Regions from separate parts of the Homo sapiens genome. Here region 2 is linked to region 1. Evidence: chromatin loops called from intact Hi-C (ENCODE). Cell type or tissue: IMR-90. All regions are shown on one strand.

Evidence for each region. Hi-C counts contacts between places; a loop is a spot of excess contacts. Peaks named below come from ENCODE experiments on the same cell type or tissue, not always from the same donor. Only the 100,000 strongest peaks of a DNase experiment are listed, where the experiment ranks them.
Region 2: it touches region 1 in a loop (8-fold over the local background); 7 of 110 quality-filtered maps call a loop at or near these places.

The regions. Positions count from the first base shown.
Region 1 is chr7:140,324,969-140,327,468 of GRCh38, reverse strand. No RefSeq gene overlaps it. Among named protein-coding and RNA genes, the nearest start is that of SLC37A3, 72 kb to the left of the region's middle. In IMR-90, a CTCF peak has its summit at 1,023; a DNase peak (open chromatin) is centred at 1,038.
Region 2 is chr7:139,774,441-139,776,940 of GRCh38, reverse strand. All of the region lies in intron 1 of HIPK2 (homeodomain interacting protein kinase 2), which reads left to right. Among named protein-coding and RNA genes, the nearest start is that of HIPK2, 2.3 kb to the left of the region's middle. In IMR-90, a CTCF peak has its summit at 969 (motif pointing left); DNase peaks (open chromatin) are centred at 960 and 2,410; H3K4me3 peaks cover 1,317 bases; H3K27ac peaks cover 1,995 bases.

The DNA.
Region 1 (2,500 bases):
ACAGCACTGCAGTTGATTTCCATTAAAAAATAGTACCTAACAAATAGCAGACGTAACTGGCCTCTGTGTCCTAGAATGACGAATGAAGATGTTAATAGGGTTATAAAATAAAGAGCAACCATTCTGGAGCCAGGAAGGCGGGGCTGCGAGGGGCAACAGTCGTGACCAAAGTACTGGTGGCAGAGAGCGCTCCTTCCCCACACGCCCCAGTGGGTTTTACTTTTATTGGTTCTACTCAGGTTCCGAAAAGAGATTATTCTGTGAACAAGCTCTTGGAGAGAGTGTAGAGCCTCATAATCCTCCTTAACAGATTTTTTTTTTTTTTGAGACAGAATCTCGCTCCGTTGCCCAGGCTGGGGTGCAGTGGTGCAATCTCAGCTCAGTGCAGCCTCTGCCTCCTGGGTTCAAGCGATTCTTGTGCCTCAGCCTCCAGAGTAGCTGGGATTACAGGCATCTGCCACCATGCCCGGCTAACTTTTGTATTTTTAGTAGAAAACAGGGTTTCACCATGTTGCCCAGGCTGGTCTCAAACTCCTGACCGCAGGTGATCCACCTGCCTAAGCCTCCCAAAGTGCTGAGATTATAGGCGTGAACCACGGCGCCTGACCAACAGATCTTTTGAGAAGCAAGCCTGTGTCATGACCTGAGGGAGGATCCCTAACTTCCTGCCCCCACCCTCCCAGCCCCAGGCTCTGCAATCCGTGAGAGGCCATTGGCACAGCCTCTGGATAAAGGGGTTGGATTGGTGGTGAAGGGAAGAAGCTTTCAGAGAAATCTTGGCAAGAGTGGCCATGGGGTGCCCAGTGCTGTCCCCTTTGCTGTCCCCTTCCACACGCATCTGGTCTTGGCACAGCCATGTCACTGTCTACCAGCTTCTTTAATGCTTCAGGGTCGTGGTGGTTGTGAGAGAGAAGGAGATTTTTATACCGTTGGTTATGTTTTCCTTCCCAAAGAAGCAGTTCTTGGCCTGTGAAAACCCTTTCCCCGTGGCGGACCATTCATACCTCTTGGCTCAGCAGGGGGAGACAAAGTCCCAGACACTGCCTGCTGCACTTGTTTGAAGGAAAGTGCTGCACGCTCTTTATTTCAGTCTCACTTTATATCCGTTTGTTTAGATGTCCTCCTGGCTAGTTATTCTCTCTCTGTTTCCCCTCTGTGTAAGTCCTCGGTTCCCTCCCCTGGCCTCCTATTTCCGCTGGTAACCTCCCAGTCCCTTATACTGGAAGATGCAGAGGACCTGGAGATCGTCCACTGAGACAGTTCAGCCTCAAAATCCCTGACTCAGCCTGTGCTAAAGTCTCAGAAGACGTGGGTCCTTAACTTCACTCGAAATCTCACTCCCTTAAATTAGCTTCTGTCCACCTTTTTCTTCAGTCTTTATGTCTCCAGACCTCTGAATTGAGTCAGTGGAGGGAGGAGAGACCTTCAGTCACCCCCTTCACCTCTCACAGCTGTCATCCCTCTACTACCAATGTTGAACAGATTCTCCGAATGGACAGTCCACCTATGGAAAACCACATTATTTTCCAGCAACTCTTCCTTCCATCATCTGGAATCCAGCTTTGAACTGAGTTTAGAGCTCAGTCGGCTTCCTCCCTCTCTCGTGTGTGAATTCCTTTGTGTTGTCTCTACCAGCTGGCCACTAACCTGTCCGCGGAAACTGTCCCCTTTCAAGGACCAGAGCATGCTCTCCCGGGGAAGCCATTCCATTGTTGGAGAGCTCCCATGGTTAGAACGGTCTTTATCCTATTCACTGGGGATCTCATGATTTCTTCCATTGGTTCTAGGAAAAAGCAACACAAATGTATATTTTCTCTTGAGATACGTGTGTGTGTGTGTATGTATATTTATGTGTGTGTATATATATATAAAATATATAAAATATACAGTTTTTTCCTTATTTACATTGAAGGGCTAACTCAATATATTTGAAGACAACTTCCGTCTTTCCCTTTGAAAAGCTTTTTAGGGCCAGGCGCGGTGGCTCATGCCTGTAATCCCAGCACTTTGGGAGGCTGAGGCGGGTGGATTGCTTGAGGTCAGGAGTTTGAGACCAGCCTGACCAACATGGCAAAACCCCGTCTCTACTAAAAATGCAAAAATTAGCTGGGCGTGGTGGCGGGCGCCTGTAATCCCAGCTATTTGGGAGGCTGAGGCAGATGAATTGCTTGAACCTGGGAGGTGGAGGAGGAGGTTGCAGGGAGCCGAGATCACGCCACTCCACTCCAGCCTGGGTGACAGAGCGAGACTCTCTCTCTCAAAAAAAAAAAAAAAAAAAGCTTTTTCAAAATGTGATTGAAACACTTCCCCCACTATTGCTTTCTGATCAAACTGGGAGGTCCCAGTTCTTCCCTTTTGAAATTGTTGAGTACCTTCTCATTCTTTGAACGCTACTGATCTTTCCCAACTTGATTTCCTCTTTCCTCCTAATCCTCAATCCCAAGAAACTCTCTAGGCAAAATTCTTTCATTTTCTGTGTTTCAGAGATTCTTGTTCATAC
Region 2 (2,500 bases), 550 kb after region 1:
GTGTTGTGCACCTTCACCTGGCATCGGGGTATTTTTCCCCATTTGACTGCCTTTAGCAAGAAAGAAAAGAACGCAAGGCAGAAAAGCAGTAGGTCTGCCTCGCACACTGTCTTTCGTTTCTCTTCAGTCCGTTCTGTCAGCTTCCAGCCAGAAAGCAACCCAGAATCAACTAAGTTTTTACACTTCGATGTGTTTTTGTGTGCTTGTAGTAGGAGAAATTTTAAACCCAAGTGTGTCTGATTTTTCAGTCGTTTCATCGTGTAAATGTTTGTCTCATGAAATCATTGAAATCGCAGCCTTCACATACTTTTAGCGTGGGTCCCCCGGCTTTCTTTCGGTTTTGTTCAGATATTCTGTGGATGAAATCGCAAATGAGAGGGGACAGGGTTTGTGTGGCACAGAGGAGGGCACGAGGGGGGAATGTAATCCTCCTGTAAATCCGGAGAACAGTTGTGGCCAGTGAGACAGGGAAGGCATTAATAGTTTTATCTCTGTTATAAGAGGCTGATTAAAAAAAAAAAAACTTAAAAGAAAATCTGTTATTAGTTTCAGGGCTCCAAATGAATTAGGTTTCTGGCCGGAATAAAGTTACCAGTCAGGCCCTGGATAACGAGGCTGTAAATAACCTATAGACTGTAAATATTTTTTTTTCAGACTCTCTTAGAAACAAAGGGGCTGTTTAGAAGGCAACAGAGAGATGTTATTCCAGGGGCTTTCCTCTTTGATTCTGAAGAACACAAGGTCCATTTAACCATTCGACAAAACAAAACGAAATTTCTGATCACTCCACCACGCAGAATAGAACATGCCGGTGGACATGTGAACATGCGGGAGAACCCATGTCGGGCGTTCATTGTTCATCTGCGTCTACAGGAGGGGGCTACAGTCAATGCTCCCACTGTCTAGAGTGTTAAAATGAAACAATTTTCTCTTTATTAAGTACCTCCTTGAGACTCCCTCTGCTGGACACTCCCGGTGAGTTGAGAGAAGGAACTTGGCATTGAATTCAGAACTATAGTAAACGGCTGGTTTCCCTGTTACTAGGGACCGGGTATGTGAGTTGGGGTGTATTTTGTCAACTTTGTGGAAAGCCATCTTGGGAACTGCACTGTTCTCCTCCTGCTCCTTTCATTTTAAATCCATATGGAAGGTAGGCCATGCCCCCGAGGCTGAGACTTGGCTCTCCCCGTTCCTGCTACATTGTTCTTCCAGTTCCTTACGCCAGATAAAGAACTGCAGGTGTGTAGGGTGTTACGGTTTAAGAATAATCATGGATCTCAAAAGTCTCATGAACTGTTTTTATTTGCCAGCCTTCCTTCCCTGTCTCAGGTGACCTCCGCGGTGGCCTCTTTCAGCCCTCAGTTTCCCTCCATCTTGTCCGTGTGCCCTCTTCATTGTTCCTGCGCTGTGCACCCTTTTATTCCGGATGTTTATCTGTGCACCTTTATAATTATTTTTCTAATCTTCCTCCCCATCCCACCTCAACTGGCCCACATCAGTCTGCCAAAAGCCCAGATCTGGGTGTTTTTGAAAGAGATTGTTGGACATGCTCTAAAACAGACAGGTGACTTCTAGAATCAAGGATTAGGTTGCTAGGACCCGCATTCACTCACTGTGATGAGTGTGCCAAGACTCTGATGACCTCCTTTCTCCTGCCGTGGTGACATCCTCTGGGTTCAGGAAACCTGATTTTTCCCCTGTCTCAATCAGAGCACATGGACTCCCTGTGTGCATGCTAAACGAGCAGAGCTTTTCCTGTAGATTTCTATAAGAAGAGGGATTCCTTGTGGGTTTTGAGCTCCTAAAGAGTGTGCATGATTCTTCTCAGGAAAAGTATAACGACACGAGAGGGAATTGTTTCAATGGGGTGCTGCTGCACCAAGTTGGAATACCAGGTGAAGGCCCAGATACATTAATGGAGCGTTCTGAACCGCCAGAGATTTAGACAGAAATGCTGTTTTTGAAACAAGGGGTATTTGATAATACCAATTAATGGGTGGCAAAGAGAATCAGTCTTCCAGGGCTTGCTTGAAGGATAGGTTTATAAATAGCATGTTAGTTTTTGGTGGTTTGGAACTGAACTTCTTATAAAAAGGTTTATTTTCTTTAGAAGGTTAAACATTTGCCTTGTGATTGTATTTCCTCCATCAACTTGCTTTGCGAGGCTTTTTCAATATCTAGTGCAAAGGCCAACCACCAAGGTCTCTATTATGGGTTCTGAATGAGAGGAGCCTAAATTCCAAGTTATTTATGTTTTCCTCTCCCTGAGATATGCTGTGTTGATTACTATTGGCTTATGTAAAGGAACACTTCACAGACTTCCAAAAACTGTCTGCTGCAATTCATCATCAGATGGACCTGAAGATGCCTATCTACCAAGCTGTCTACCAAGAAATGAGATTCTGAATCATCTTGGGTTAGCAGAGTTTGATGACACATGCCCTAAAATATCTGTTCCTGTGTTTAGGTTTTATATTTTAAAAATGAGTAAGTATAAATG